Regions from separate parts of the Mus musculus genome. Here region 1 is linked to region 2. A link is a loop called in an ENCODE intact Hi-C map of the cell type or tissue named here. Cell type or tissue: gastrocnemius. All regions are shown on one strand. Links, peaks and the distances in the headings refer to the core of each region. The heading gives the core; the rest is flanking DNA. Region 1 has its middle 6.2 kb from the start of Grip2. Region 2 has its middle 19 kb from the start of Ccdc174.

The links. Hi-C counts contacts between places; a loop is a spot of excess contacts. Peaks named below come from ENCODE experiments on the same cell type or tissue, not always from the same donor. Only the 100,000 strongest peaks of a DNase experiment are listed, where the experiment ranks them.
Region 1: it touches region 2 in a loop (2.2-fold over the local background); 2 of 42 quality-filtered maps call a loop at or near these places.

The regions. Positions count from the first base shown.
Region 1 is chr6:91,809,471-91,817,801 of GRCm38, forward strand. It overlaps a transcript of Grip2 not described here. Among named protein-coding and RNA genes, the nearest start is that of Grip2, 6.2 kb to the left of the region's middle. In gastrocnemius, for the core only: no CTCF peak of the experiment used is centred there; a DNase peak (open chromatin) is centred at 4,294.
Region 2 is chr6:91,855,315-91,863,645 of GRCm38, forward strand. It overlaps a transcript of Ccdc174 not described here. Among named protein-coding and RNA genes, the nearest start is that of Ccdc174, 19 kb to the right of the region's middle. In gastrocnemius, for the core only: no CTCF peak of the experiment used is centred there; DNase peaks (open chromatin) are centred at 3,859 and 7,737; H3K4me3 peaks cover 555 bases.

The DNA.
Region 1 (8,331 bases), core at 135-8,134, 46 kb before region 2:
CCAGCCTGGTCTATAGAGTAAGTTCTAGGACAGCCAGGGCTACAGAGAAACACTGCCTCAACCTCCCACCCCCCCAAAAAACTAAGCCAACGAAAACTGCCACAACTGGGCCAAATAAGTCTTCTGTAAAAGCCCTACTGTGTGCCATGTGTCCTGCCAGTTCATTACAGATACAAGAGGCTGTTTCTCACCAGTATTATGCACACTATAGGGTAACAGCCAGGACCAGAGTCCAGGGCACAAAGTCTGGCCAAGGACCAGGCCACGACCCCCATCCCCACCCCTATTATTCCCTCTGGTAAAAAGAACAGGGCTTAGGATGTCTGCCAGCTGCCAGCGGCAGGTAGAAACCACAACAAATCGTTAAGGACCCAGATAGTGCTGAGGGCAGGATTCAAACACAGGACTGACTTAACTCCCCTCAGCACACAAGCTTTACAGATCTCAAAAGCCAGATAGAAGGAAGGGAAAGAAGGGATCCAAGCCAGCCTCTGCCCCTCTGCTTCCTCCAGTCCTGCCTCAGCCTCACAAAGTCCCCACCACCCCCACCTGCTTCTGGAAACAAATTAACATCTCATCAGAGATGCCTTTAATCTTCTTGGCCTTTTCTGCCTCACAGGCCCAGTGGTGACATTTCAGTCACCAGCTCTGCTGATATAAATAAGATCCAAGGCTGGGGAGGTGTCAAAGGGTGGGGGACCCTCTGTGCAACTCCCTCAGGCTAGGGGAGGGCAAGCATGGGGGACTATCCATCAATCCCACCCCCTCTTTCATCCAACTAATTTATTAGGCTTCATCTCTGTGCTGCCTCTCCTAGGCCTAGCAGCGAACAAAACAGGGTTTCCTAGTGTTGATGCTCTAGTGAGGAGCCCAGAGAATAGTAACAATGTAATAAATCATTAAATGGTGGAACAGAAGGTGAAATAAACAGGCAAGAGGAGCAGAGAGAATAGCAACAATGTAATAAGTCAGGAAATGGTGTAACAGAAGGTGAAATAAACAGAGCAAGAAGGCAGGTATCTTTGTACAGTTTCTGTTGTCTCTTCATACCCTCTGCAGGCTGAAGGGATCCCCAGGACTGACCTAAGGCTGGACTGGGGGAACATACTAAATATCTTTGCTTAGTCCCTGAGATTAAGGAAGTGCACAAAGTCTGAGTGGGGAAGATTGAAAGGGCATCAGGGTCTGGCACCAGACATCCATTGGCCAAGCCTGAGACAGTTTGAACATCAAAGAAGAAAGACTAGAAAACTGTAAGATGCTTGTGTGCACAACGATGTTCCAAAGGAGGAAGAGCCATAAACCCTCACTGGTCACTTGGGACCAATGTCAGTACAGCATGAGATAGGAACCTCTGTACCCAGATGGAAGTCGTTTAGGAGATGTCATTGGGAAGAACCCAAGCAAACAGGTGTGGCAAAGACCAGTGTGGTAGGATGGGAAGGCAGGGGAGATCTGGAGTATGGGAGATGGGAGCCCAAAGCCTGTCACTCTGGATCCATTTGAAGCCTCTGCCTGCAAGAATTCCCAGCACAGCTAATCACCACTAGAGGCTTTTCTTCCTTCTCAGCCACAAACCTGAAGTTTTCTAGGAATATCAGCAGCTTATAGGGAAATGATTTTCATTCTAGACCCCTTGTGTGGCCCTCATGGCTTCTGATTTTGCTTTTTCATGTTGTAGCACCATCCAAGGCATCTCCAGAGACATCTCACATATCTCTTTTATAAGAGGGAAGAGAAAGGGGGCTGTTTGCAACTTTCTGAGATGTGACTTAAGAGTCACTAAAATGGTGTAAGTGGCTGATGCTGAAATGATGGATTGCTTTCAATCCCTTGAGAAATCCCTGCCTACCCTGGGGCGTGCCTCAACTTGCCCTTCTCTCCCTCAGAAAGCACATACTCCCACTTGGTTATGTCTTCATTTCTTGTGAATGGCTTTCTTTGTCTGAAGCCCTGTGCTTGAGCCTATATTAAAACATCTTCAATAACATTTCCAACTGTCTCACTACACTGGTTAGTCTTGAAATTCTTTTCAGTCCAGAAGCTGTGTATCCTGGTTTGGTCTGAGTTGAGGTCCCTAACCGACTATGGGTGCTCCTCAGGCTTGGGAAGGCTGTAATTGGAGCTGTGTCTCTCTCCCTCACTCTGACAAGGGCACTGTGAAATCACCTTCTGTCAGTCCTAAGAAGGTAAGCGGGTCAGTCGCAGACTGGATACGAGTCAGTGGCAGGCAGCCCTCAAGTCCTGAAGACCAGTGGACAGAATGCACGTAGCACGCGGAGATGCAGTGAGAGATACCCCGAGAACAGCTCACGAGTAGATGATCTCGTAAAAGAGGAAGAAGGAATTTTTCTCAAGAGACTGATGAGCTGAATGAGGTACAGGGGTCTTGGCAGGATCCCAACATGAATGAACCATGTATAAAGACAGTTTGAAGACTACAGGATGTATATTCAGGGGGCTGGGAGTAGGGGTAGGGGCAGGACAGGATGAGAAAGAACAATTCACAAGGACCAAGCCTGAGATGATGTTAAAAAGTTTACAGTTAATTGCCTGGACAGTGGTGGCACATGCCTTTAAACCTTGCACTTGAGAGGCAGAAGCAGTCGGATCTCTGTGAGTTCCAGGCCAACGTGGTCTACAGAGCAAGTTCCAGGACAGCCAAAGAAACACAAAGAAACTGTCTTGGAAAAAAATTACAGTTAATTCCTTTGGGTTGATGCTATTATTGTTATTAGCATTATAGGGGAGCTATTATATGTTAGAGATATGGATGGGCAAAAACAAACATCCTTATAGAACAAAACCTAAAACCAACCAGCTCTGGTTTGCCTGTAAACTGCCTCAGGGATGTTCCTGCCTTATAGATGCCTCTGGGAAGTAATGAAAATTTAAAACCATGGAAATTAGAAGGGGAGAGGACCATCAAAGCCTCACTGGGGATAGAGTGATGTTTGAAGAAAGGCTAGAAGAAAGAAGGGTAGGGTGGTGCCTGGGGAATATAGGCTGGGTACAGAATGGGAGAAGAGCAGTAGGGCTAGTAGAAGGGCTAGAGGCAAGAGAGTTGGCATGGCAGAGTCTTCTGAGGAGGGTGGGAGCAATGGCCATGTTTGGAGCAGGGGGTGCCAGTTGCCCTGTGATTTAACAGTCAGTTCCTGGCCGGGCAGTGGTGGCACACACCTTTAATCCCAGCACTTGGGAGGCTGAGACAGGCAGATTTCTGAGTTCGAGGACAGCCTGGTCTACAGAGTGAGTTCCAGGACAGCCAGGGCTACACAGAGAAACCCTGTCTGGAAAAACCAAAACCAACCAACCAACCAACCAAACAAACAAACAAACAAAAAACCCAGTCAGTTCCTGAACTGTGGGAACAGGGAGGTGAGCATGTGCATCTCGGAAGACTAAGTGGCCGAATTGGCAGCTCCTTTTTCTGGGTCAGAACCAGGGTCCATGGAGTTTTATAAGTCCATGGCTGGACCTCAGTTTCCCCCTCTACAATATAAAGCTCCAAGAACTCAGTAATTACGGCTGGCACTTCTGGTGTTTCTCAAATGCCATGTCCTTGGAGAGGTTGTATAGCCTTAAGAGGTGGGGCCTTGGAAGAAATAACGCCAAATGGGTGCATCCTCAGATGATGAAGAAAGCCCTGCCCTTTCTGGGTTCCTGCTTCCTGCCCTGAGGTGAGATGAGCCCCCTGTAGCCATGATGCTCCAAGTCACCATAGGCCAGAGCCTTGGGCCAGTCCTGAACTTTCAAACTGTGAGTCAAGAAGTCCTGCCTTCTCTGTTGGATGATTGGAAGCTGGAACAAGGTCAATTAGGAAGCCTCACAGTTAGGAAGCCATATGGGGTACAGAGCTATAAGCAGGCCCTGTGTGTCAACAGAGAATCCCTTCCCTGGCAGAGCTCTGGGCCTTGTGGGCCTCAGGAGTCACCACAGGCCATGGCTCCATGGGATGACATCAGCTCATAGGTGATGGCACCCAGGAAGTAATGTCACTTCACAAGCAATAGCACCCTGAGGTGACATTACCTCACATATAATGACATACACAAAAGCATGTCACCTTACAAGTGATAACACTCACATGATATCATTGCCCATTCAGAGGGAAAAAATTCCCAGCTCTCTACCCTCTCCAAAGCCCTGGACATCAGTCACAGCCAGAAAGCAGGCCCCAGGGGCATGGAGACCTCCCAGGAATTGACTCAGACATTCAATGGCTCCCAGAGGGTCCGGAGCCCAGGATGAAAAAGACACCACTGGTTTTCAGTAGGGACCAAGGCAGCTGGCTGACAGGTGCACCCACAGGGCCACCTGCCAGGAAACAGGTGGCATGCCTGTTAATATTCCTGGCATCACCTATACAGGAGATAATTAAGAACAAATGCTTGGGTAGGTGCCAGTTTAGTGAAGATGCAGATTGTGGCTTGTGGCACTTAGAGAGGTGGCCTGAGTGTGGCAGTTAGGGACCCTATGTGCCTCAAGGGAAGAGGCTGGGCCAGGCCGGGATCCTCCTTCATCGCTGCTCCTCCCTGTCCTGTCCTCAGATCCCTGGGTCACCTGACAAGTTATAAGGAGAGAACAGCCTGTCACCTGGGGAGAGGTTCAGGCCCCGGGTCCTCTGATGCTTGGCCACTCATGATAGCATCCAGACTCCTCCCCACAGGTTGTGATCTGACTATAGAACAATACAATGCTTCATGAACCCAGACCTAACGAGATAATGGTTAGGCATTTGCTTCCAGAATCTTCTCTGAGAAGAATGGGACTAAGGTCTAGTGACATCATGACATGGCAATGTAAGTAAGTCACTTCTAGATCTTTATACACGTTTTCTCTAACACCTGGTATGGTGGTTTGAAAACGCATGGCTCAGGGAGTGGCACTATCTGGAGGTGTGGCCTTGTTGGAGTAGGTGTGGCCTTGTTGGAGTAGGTGTGACCTTGTTGGAGTAGGTGTGGCCTTGTTGGAGTAGGTGTGGCCTTGTTGGAGTAGGTGTGGCGTGGGCTTTAAGATCCTTGTCCCAACTGCCTGGAAGCCAGTCATCTCCTAGCAGCCTTCAGATGAAGATGTAGAACTCTCTGCTCCTCCTGCACCATGCCTGCCTAGATGCTGCCATGCTCCTGCCTTGATGATAATGGACTCAACCTCTGAACCTGTAAGCCAGCCCCAATTAAATATTGTCCTTGTAAGAGTTGCCTTGGTCATGGAGTCTGTTCACAGCAGTCGAACCCTAAGACAACTGGTAAGGTGGGGACGGTGATTACCCTCATGTCCCAAATGTGGTAACCAAAGCACCAGGGAGCAGACAAAGGGCCAGGGCCGTAGGGACTGAGAGTCCAATTGGACAGCTTGTGTCTGGCCCACCTGTTGTTCTAAACCAGTGGTTCTCAACATTCATAAAGCTACAACCCATAAAATACAGTTCCTCATGTTGTGGTGACCCTCTATCATAAAATTATTTTGTTGCTACTTCATAACTGTAATTCTGCTACTGTTATGAATAGTAATGTAAATATCTGATATGTCAGATATCTGCTATTCCACCCCAAAAGGGTCAATGACCCACAGGTTAAGAACCTCATTCTTAATGGATGTGTCTCTCATGGGCTGAGGAGACTCAGGAGAGCTGGAGGAGAGGCCTGGAGACATTTGGTGATGATTTTGGGGGTGAGCTCCATCCAGGCAGAGCTGCCTCCACTTCCCTTATTTCCTTCAGCATCAGACTCTGTGGTGGCTCCTCATGAGTACTCACCTCAGAGTCTGCCAGAAGCCAGCATGACTGTGACCCACAGAAGGGTGGCTTCCCCAAGGTCACCTGGCTGGGATGTGGCAAAGCAAAGAGTTGAGTCGGGCCCTGTTCTATGCTTATATAGAAACATTGTTTATGAAATATCTTTACTCACTGAGCTTTCTCCCAAACATTTTGCCTCAGGGACTATTATTCATCCATGATTTTATAGCCAGGAAAGGGTACAGAGTGACTGCCCTGCTCCAGGCTCTGCCTTCCTGATATAAGCTGAGCTGGGATTAGAACCCAGAATCTCTGACTCACAGCCTAATGAAGAGGGGGAGAGTAACAATGAGTGCGGTTAGAGGAGGAGAGCTGGAAAAATATTGGGTGCAGAGGATGGCTGGGAACAGGAGGGTTATAACTCCCCTCCACCAGCCTCTTCCTGCCCTGCCTGAGTTAGCCGATCCCTGCAGAGGTTGTCTCCATCTGATCTCATCAGATGAATAACCCCTGTCCAGGGCAGGGGTGAGAACGGAGGCTGTGTTGGATGCAGGACCTTACAGACAGGCATCTGAACTTCATGGGAGGGGGGTGTTAGAACGTTCTGGAGCAAAGTTGTAGATCCCACACTCCCTTGTGATATCACCCTTGACAGGGACAGCTGGAGAGTTGTGGGCTAGAGCCCGGTGCAGCAGTCGACCCTGCAGAGGCATCTACACCTGACTTGTGGCTTGTGTCTCTTGTGCTTTTGTATTTCCCTTTAAGAAATAATTGCCAGTTTACTTTTTCAAATGTATCCATGCTCAATGGGTTGGAAATAGCAAACACTGGCCTTCCCCGGGCCTCAAGGTGCTCATAAGCAGTGCAGGGTGGCCCTTCCCCAAGCTCAGGTCCATCTGTAACCTAGCTGGGAAGGCAGCGCTCTGCTCTGACAGGACAGGACAGCCCTCAGCCCCCGCACTGCCAGCATTTGAGTTGGGAGGGCTGTGAGTGTGAGGCTGCACTGAGCCGCAGGCCTGGCCACTGACAGGAAGTGCCAGCATCTGTACCCAGGGCTTCATCCACTACACACCTCGGATGCCTCCAGGCCTTTCGGTCAAATGTCCCCTGGGGCACAGTCACCCCCCATTTGAGAAGAGCTGGTTTAAATGGTGTGATGTGTGTGTGTGTGTGTGTGTGTGTGTGTATGTGTGTACAGGTGTCTCTGTGTGTGCCTCTGTGTGTTTTAACCCCTGACCACCTTCTTCACACCCTTTGGATCTGCAGACATCTGAGTTCACCACCAGGCATTGTTAACCATTACTTTTAGAATATCTGGCAGATCTTACTTCCTTGAAGCCTGGTCATGGGGTAGGCACACTGCACAACTGATGGTTGCCATGGCAACAAAGACCCCACCCCTCCCATCAGAACCACTGTCCCTCTGGGGTGATGCTACCTTTGATGCCCGCCCCCTTCTCCTCCTATTCCCAAGCTCTGGGACACAGATGTGAGACTCTAACCAAAGAAGGGGCTCAGGCTTGAGGAATGGAGGCTGAAGTCAGGAGAGGAGTCACACTGAGAGTGTGAACAGACAAGAAACTGCCATAATTATGGGGAGCTAAAGGACACCAGGAGTGCAGCTCTGTGGGTCCTCACACCATCCTGACTAGCAGGTTTGCCCTAGAATAACCCAGCAGACCCCAGAGCTGTTCTTTCTGTGAATCTGAGCCTCCTGCCAAACACATCTGAATCCCCTGGAAGCTTGGTTTATAAATTCAAGCCCAAAACTCAAATTTAGGATCTGACAGTATCAGGTGTGAGGATGTGAAGCATCCGGAAGCCTCAGCCACTTCCTGTGGGAGTGCGATGTGGAGCAGCTACGTGTTAGGACACTGGGCAGAATTATTAAAACTTTGAAATATTTATGTTCTAAAAAGCACTGCAACAGGGGCTGGAGATGGCCCAGTGGTTAAGAGCACTAACCGTTTTTCCAGAGGTCCTGAGTTCAATTCCCAGCAACTACATAATGGCTCACAACCATCTGTAATGGGATCCCATTCCCTTTCAGACATCGACAGTGTCCTCACATACATAAAATAAATAAAACTTTTTTTTTAAATGCACTGCAACAGAGATGTTAAATTATCTCATAAAAAGTATAGACCGAAGGGAAATGTGTGTATCGGGCTACCAGAGGTATTTTTAGGAATATTCACAGCAGCTGGACAGTGGTGGCACACGCCTTTAATTCCAGTAGTCAGGAGGCAGAGGCAGGTGGATCTCTAAATTCAAGGCCAGCCTGGTCTACAGAGCGAGTTCCAGGACAGAGAAATCCTTTCTTGAAAAAAAAAAACAAAAAAAAAACAAAAGCAACAACAAGACAGAAAAGTCAGGCATGAAGTGCATGCCTATGGTCCCCAGCACTTGAGAAACTGAGGCAGGATAATTGCATCAAGTTCAAGGCCATCTGGGGCACACAGCAAGCTCTTGTCTCAAAAAAAAAGAAAGGCTAAACAACAACAACAACAACAAAGCCCTCATAGCAACACTTTCTGTAGAAGTAAAGAACTACAAATCATCTAGGTCCAGAATAACAAGTTAAAAAAAATTAC
Region 2 (8,331 bases), core at 287-8,286:
CCTCTCCCTTCTCTCTTGGTCTTTCTCCATGTATCTGTCTCTGTCTGAAGCTGTCTCACCCACCGCTCTCTCAAATTTGTGCTTTTGGTTTAAATGTGAGCTCTCAGCTTTCTCACTCCCCTGCCTCCTCTTGCTGCCACAGTTCTCCACCACGCCAGACCCTTCTCCTCTAGAACTGTAAGCTCAAATAAACTCTTCTATATGAGACCACTTGTCGACAAGGCCAGCCTGGTCACAGAGTGAGTTACAGGACATCCAGGGCTACACAGAGAAACCCTGCCTCAAACAAAAAAGATAAAGTAGGGAGATGGAGAGGGGGTGTGAGTTATTCTCAGCTCCCCCACTGGCCCCTTTGCTCCCCTGTGCCTGCCATCAGACCTTTGGTGGCTTGCTACTTTCATTACTTCTTCACTTTTATTGCTTGTTGCAATTCAACTCTTACAAAGAATCCCAAGGGAACATCTAGAAATGTCATGTCCCATGACTCACAACAGCACTCTGGGAAAAATAACTCAATGAGTGCCAACCAAGTGTCAGGCCAGCGCTGGACACAGCACCATGGACCCCCTATCCCCCAAGGATCAATGCTCCTGGAGTGAAGAGGCCACCCAACTTTATCCTGCTTTATCTTCTATCCAGGAGAAGAGCCTCCATTTGTGGCTGTTACTGAGTTTCTCACTAGAGCAGAGTCCTGTGGGGCTGATGGATTCTTTCCCTGTTGTCCCTGGTCTGACAAGGAGCAGTGCCATAAAATGCAGGCATTTGTAAGGTCTTAGTCATTATTAATTCTTCTAAGCATCAAAATGACTCTAAGAAACAGGTTTTCTTTTGTTCTGATTTTAAGGATGACAAGACTAAATGCTAAAGGGTTGAGGCAGTTTACCCCTCCCCCCAAGAAGTAGCAAAACTGGGGATCACTGCAGCCTGGTCCCAGACTGGGCTCAAGGAGTCTGTTGACTGAATCAGGGACTTGCCCTTCACACATTGGGAAACTGAGGTCAGACTTTGACTGTATTGCCTCCAAAGCCTATGTCCCTCATGATCTGGACAAGGAGGTCCAATCAGAATGACTGGGCTTCCACTGCTCAGAACATCCTTAGTGTAGGAGCCTTGTATACTCGAAAGCCTCAGAGGCAATCAGGGAGTTGGAGGCTCTGGAATGTCACTGAAAAGAGTCAGGAGCTGAGGAAGGAATGCCCTAGGGTACACACAGTGTCCTTCCTGTCACTTGTGAGCAGTGGTCTCTACTAGACCTTGGCTTCCCCACCTCTTGCTCTGTCTAGAAAATTGTCTGTGTTCTACATGGCTCTTCTCTGCTCTGGCTTGAGCCTACTGCCTACAGGGTACAGGGAACCTCTGGTCAGATCCAGGGCTTCAAATTCCCAAACCCAGAAGGCCAGACTCAGGAAAAATCAAATGGCATTTTACCAACAGATCTCAGCCTTGGCAATTAAAATCCTATCATTTAAAAATCACTGAAAGTTGAAAAAAAAATCCAGACTTTGCGATTCCAGGTTGGCAAGATGGCTCAGTGGGAAAGGATGCTATGTTTCTGCTCTTTATTCTTCCCTGACCAACAAATGTTGGGATGAGTGGGACTCCAGAAAAAAGCAAAGGGTCTCTTTCTTTCTCTCTCTGTCTCACTCTGTCTCTTTCTTGTCTCTGTCTATCTCTCTGTGAGTCTGTGTCTGTCTCTGCCTCTGTTTCTGTCTTCTCTGTCTCTCTGTCTCTGCCTCGTTCTGTGTCTCCCTGTCTTTCTCTCTCTCTATGTGTCTCTCTCTCTAACTAGCAAAGCTAGGGATTTAGGGATTGAATGGTAGGGCTCATCTTGAACGGGCTTTGTTGCGTGGGGGCCTAGGGACCTTGTTTACCACTATGAAAAAATCTCAGATTCTTCCCTTAAAGAGGCAAACCTAACTGTCCTTTGAGAACTATAGGCTGGAGTTTGCCCAGTTTTGGATGCCTAGCCTACAGCGTGGCAGAATTTATAACCACCCCATCCTCTTATCCTGTCTGCTGCCAGCCCACCCCAGGGGCTGCTGTGTGACAGCGGTTCCTAGTTGTCGTTGGCCATTAGACAGATGTTTCTGTCTGCAGGACAGCATGCTGTGGCACAGACTGTCCCTAGGCATAGCTGGGGCAGAGGCTCTGGCTGCATCCAAGGCATATCCAATTCAGAATGGGAAGCCTGCTCACCAGCATTCCCAGCTTACCTCAGGCAAAGGCTGGTGAACAGAGCTGTAGGGAAGGCAGCTGGAGCGAGCTTAATATTTGATGAACGCCCACTGCATGTCAGACCAGTATCTGTGGACACACAGGATCTTTGTGCACGTAGAACCTTTGTGCTGAGTTTTGGTCTAGCTAGGGAGACAGATGTCAAATATTCACTTGAATTCATGCACAGTTTCCAAAGCCAGCCAACCTTACGAGACACGTTGAGGCTCTAGAGCCTAGACACTGCTGCTGTTTTCACAAATCCAGCTTAACTGCCCCACCTTTTGGATGTTCACTTTTGCCTTACATCATCCTCAGAATCCAGACAGGATGAAGTTAGGGGCCACTTCGGGTAAGCATGACCCTAACCAATCAGAACATACCACTCCTTGACCTCTTTAATGATTGGTCAGAGATGTATCTGGGACCTAAGTAGGTCTTTTGTAAAGACAACTGGGAGAAAAGGAAACTCTCGTTCAGCTGGAGCTTCTAAACTGGAAGGTTAAAAATCTGGAACCACTCTGGGGTCCCAAAGGAGTGTTCACCAAAGCAGGGAGTCCAAAGGAGGAGGTAAGAGACTTGCCACTGGCAGACTCTGGCAGTGCATTTGAGATCCTAGATTCAGTGATACTCCAGGCCAGACAACCGTCCCCAGCCCCCCACTCCCCACCCCACCCCACCCCACCCCAGCTTTTCGGTTATCTGATCCAGCAGTCACCCTTTCTGGCTTAAATCTCTCTAAGTTTGTTTTCCCATCAACTGCAACTGAGAGCTTAGTCAGCCGCTAAGGGACTGAAGGGTCCTGGAAGGCAACCCTGAGAAGTGACATTCATGCTGAGCACTGAAGGGCAGTGCAAAGTGATGGAGATAAGAGATCATGTGTGAACTCAGCACTTGGGGGATTTGAAAACTGTGAGATATTCAGGGAACTAACTCATCCCTTGTGGGTAGAGTCACCATGGGGGCAGGCCATTCGTAATTGCGCCCACTGCTTACGTCAGTCTCTGCTTTCAGCTTCAGTAAACACGGAAACATTGGTCATCTCTATCCAGCTATGCTAAAACTTATGCTCTAATGTGCCCTGTGTGGGAAGAGCACAGTTTTCCGTTCTGACCAGTCTCAGGAGAGCAGGGCCCAAGCTGCCTTCAAAAGCACCCAAGCTTCAGGCTTTAGAGGAAGGAGAGAAGAAGGAGGGAGGGAGGGAGGGAGGGAGAGAAGGAAAGGGATGGGGGTGGGGCCAGAGAAAGAACAATTAAAACAAAAAAAGCAATAACAAACTGTAAATGGACCTACTTTTTAAATACAAATAAGCATTTCATAATTTACTAGCTTTATAATATCATATAATTTTGTGGTTCCGACTTTCTTCAATTTTAAGTGTTTGGTTTTTTCATTATGAAAGCCATAAACTCCATTTTGGAATGTGCAGAAGAGAATTGTAACTCTTTATAATGTTCTTGTCCTAACCCAACTGCAGTCGGGTTTGTGGTACTCTTCTTTCTGTTTGGCTGCTTCCATGCAATGAGGAGACCAGTGCCACTTTTCAAATGTGGATGTGTGCACAGGTCCCTTGGGATTTATTTAAAGCAATTCCTGGCTCAGTGGGTCTGGGATGGCATTGTGACTGCATATATCTAATGTGCCAGCCAGTTTCAGACCTCAGAGCAAGCCAGGCACAGCCAGACTTTTTGGCCTCAAGCAACCCACTCAAAGCTTTTGCGTTACTCTGAGTCCCGGTCTGCAAGGTTTCCCTGTTAATATCTAGTTGAATTAAAGGGGCAGAGTCAGGAAGTGCTTAAGTACCACTGTCATGCAACTGGGAGAACTGGGTGGCTTTGGAAGGACAATGTTGAGGGTCCACTAAAGCATGAGACCTATGAAAGTTGTTCCAGAGGGAGTTTCCTAGCAGTGTGTCCCCAGCAACTGCTGAGGAGCATGGTCTTAGCATTGCAGGACTCCTGCTTGCCTCAGAGAATTGTTCTATTTTGCACAAGGTGTCTCCACACCTCCCTCACCCCTTCCTCCCACAGCACCTACATGAATGCTCTCTGTTCATGTTTAATTAGGTCTGCTATTGTTTCTGTTTCCTTTCTGTTGCTATGGTAAAACACTCTGACCAATAGTAACTTGGCAAGAAAAAGGTTTATCTGGGTTATACTTCCAGGTCACAGTTTATCACTGAGGGAAGTCAGGGCAAGAACTTGAAGCAGAAACCATGGAGGAACACTACTTTGTTGGCTCACTCACAGATTCATGCTTAGCTAGCTTTCTTATACAGCTCATGACCATCTGCCTAGGGAATGGTGCTGCCTGCAGTGGGCCGGGTCATTCTACATCAATTAACAATCAAGACAATCCCCTATAGACTATAGACGTGCTAATCTGATCTAGGTAACTCCTCAATAGGGATTTTTCTCTAAGATGACTCTAGGCTGTGTCAAGTTGACTATTAGAGCTAACTAGGCTAGCTACTAAGGTAAGCCATATAACTAGCTTGCTAACCCTTAGCCTCAGTCTATGCTCCTTGCCTGTTTATAGCTGAAATTTTCTGTTATAAGTCTATAGAATATCTACCTTTTGGTGGTGGGAACATATATTCATTAATTCTCTGGGGCCCTAACCCAACAAAGTTAACTCCACTTTTTCTTTCACTTAGCATGAACAGACACCTGCCTGATGCTTACCCTCATAGCCTGGCATTTACCTTCCCAGGGTCTGGCTCCTTTTAATGCCCTTGCTTCATCTTCAGGGCTCCAGCTGAGCTAAAAAACACTCCCAGATCCCACCTCTAGGTCTCTGTCAGGTTATCTACCCTGTCTCTGTGTTGGTCAGCTTTCTGTCACCATAACAAAACATAGAGGAAAGAAAGATTTCTTCTAACTCTTGGTTTAAGGTTATGGTCTCTTGTTCAGGACTTTGGGCCTGACGTAAAGCAGACTGTCATGGCAGAGAGGGTATGGTGGAACAGAAGTGCTTCCCTCACTGGAACAAGGAAGTAGAGAGTGCACAGGGGCTAGGTACTATATACTTTAATCCCCAAAGTAACCTCTTCCTCCAACCAGATCCCACCTCTCAGTTCCTCCTACCTCCCAGTAATGCCACAGGTTATTGATGGATTGATCAATTGATCATGAGAGCCCCCATGATCCCACTACCTTTCAATGACTGGTTCCATTACCAGGTGTTACTGGCGATTTTATAAATATTTGTTGTAGCCTTAACCCAGCTAGCTAGCTCCCAAATAATTGAGACCGGACTATTTATACTTATTTAACAAGCTTTAAGGGCACAACAACTGAGCAGTATTACTCTATTTTAATCCTCTACACTAATCTGGCTACCTCCCAGTCAAAATCCTAGTGATAGTTGCATTTCAGTACTGATCTGTCTCTCTGGGCTCCAGGTGTTTTCTCAGGGTGTCTCCCTCTCTTTCCCCGCCACTTCCCACTCTCACTGTGAGGAAGGAAGTCCAGCACTATTCTCTCCCCTGCTCAATCATTGACTGATCAGCTTCTTTATTGACTAATCAGGAAATAATTGGGGAGCAGTGTTTTGCAACCAGATGTGGGGGCACAGAAGTCAGCATTTGAATAATACAAGGGTAATCTTTCTTTACACTATGCACAATAACATACCTACAACTAGGGGTCCAAGCTTCCAGCACATGAGTCTCTTAGAGGGATGCTTTATATTCAACAGTCACAGCCTCTAGTGAGATTCCCTGCCTTGATCCCTACAGAACCAACTTTCCTCCACTCCTCAACACCTGGGTCAGAAACCTCTTTGTTCACAAGTCTTCAACTCCTTTGCCTATGAGGGCTAACCTCATCCTGTGCTTGCCTTGTGTCTTGAACTCATCATACATAAGGCATGAGCTCTGGGGAGCAATCAGCTTTGAACCAAAACAAGAGTTGAGACCAAGGTTTAAGTTGTGCTGCTGGGACTCTACCTAAGAATGGACTCTGTTTCCTTTTCTGTAGTTTTTCCTTCAGAAACTCCAGAAACCATTTCAGGTTTCACTTTGCCTTCCTGATTCCAGTTTGAAAGTCATCATGTCCCCAGAAGCCCAACAAAACTCCAGGATTGAGTATCTTTGGTTCACTCTGGGTCATACATTGATGTTAACACCAATTTCTGTGACTAGGGGAATCAGCAGCCTGATTGGCTCATCTGGGATCACATGGTTACTGCTGGAGTCAGAGGGACTCCAAGTTGAGGTCGTGTTCTGGAAGCCCAGGCCCCACAGGGGCCACAGGGAAGTTACTTAGAGACCTTTCCCATAACTATGGCTTGTGTCTGTCTCTCCTCCAGCTATGCAGGGAGCATGCGTCCTTCTAGTTTGTCATTCCAGAGCATCATTCCAGTCCAGCAGATGAGGAGTTTTGTAAATGGCCTTTAAACTACTTTTGATGCAATTGGCTTGCTGTGTAGGTCACCCAAGGAGTAAATCAGAGCAGAATGTGACAGAGATCTTTTTGTCTGACAATGTGTCTTAAGAAATGTGTCCTGACATTTGGAGGGTCACAAGCTGAGGTTATCTCAGTATCCATGTCAGTGAAAAGGCCTCATAGAATCTGCCCATCATGCTGGGTGCAGGTAGAACTCCTATCTGGATGAGTGAGCAATGTCCAGTGACGTCGAGGCTCTTATTCCAGGTGACAAAGCTGGCAGAATGCTAATCCCTGGCAGGCTCTCTCTGAAGCCCTGTGCTGTTGGGCAGAGGGGCTGGTGTTCTGGGACTTTCTGATGGTTTGCTAAGGGGGTTCTCAATTTCAAGGGACAGGAGGAAGGTTCTAGAATTCCTTGTGTTAGTTATTTTTCTGTTGTGATAAAATACCATGACCAAGGTTTTATTTAGCTGCCCTTCCAGAGGGATGAGTCTGCCATAGTTGGGAAGTATAAAGGCAAGTAGCAGGCATGGTTCTAGAAAACAGATGCTGAGGGCTCACATTTCAAACTGCAAGTAACACACACACACACACACACACAACAACAACAACAACAACAACAACAACAACAACAAAAAAACCAGGTACGGGTAGGGGGAGGGAGAACACAGTAGGAATGGCTCTGAAACTTCAAAGTCTACCACCAGTGACATACTTCTTCCAGCAAGGGCACACATCTTAAATCTACCCAAACAGTGTCACCAAGTGGAGACCAAGTATTCAAACATCTGAACCTATAAGGGACATTCTCATTTATACCACCACACTCTCTTTGAGCCTTGTGGAAATATGCCTCTTACTTTGGTTGTCCTCAGAGGTTCACCTCTGAGAGATAGGAAATCTCTCAGCTGTGATTTGGAGAGGACAATGCACTGAGAGGCCTTGAGAACAGAGGGCAGGCAGCTGGTGCAGAGCACTGGGCCCACACACTGCCTGAGCAACTGGAGCAGAAGGAGACCCAGGCAGAAGCATCAGAGAGTTGTTCTACTTGAACACTGAGAGAGCTGGCATGCATGTACCCCAACTGTTGTAAGCCATTGGTTGGATCTGCTCCACAGGGGTGGTAATTGGCCAGCAAATCTAGCATTGAGAAGGAAGCCTCAGGCACTGCCAGATGGGCAGGCCTCTGTGGCTTGAAGAGGGTGAGGGGTCTAACAGTGGGTGGGCACAGGCTGAGGAGGCCTTTCCTTCTCCCAAGCTACAGGCAAACCATTCTCTGGAGGAAAGTAGAGCATGATTCTGAAAATCAGGCCACCTCAAGTGCTTAGTATCGGTGGACTCCAGGGGCAGAGGCCATGAGGTAGCTTCAAGGCCTGAGGAAGCCACATGGCAGGTGAGTCTGGCAGGGTCAGGGCTATGTTCTCTTCTCTGCTGTTTTCCTCTGTTTTTTAATGAATGTACCCGGGGCTGGAGCCAGAGCCTCCTGGAGTTGGAAGGCAGCACAGGTTAGGTAGTTCTCACTGCTTTCAACAAGATCAGGATGAAATGTTTCAGGTGCACAAAGGGAAGAAACAGCTGTTCAATGGACATCCATGTGGAACCACTCCAAGTGTATGGTGCTGCCCCAGGCTGGAGACAAAGCTTGGCTGTTGGACCCAGCTCTTCAGGATATAAGTTGGGTTTCCTAAGCTCTCCTCCAACGTCCCCCTAGCAGTAGAGTCATGGAAAG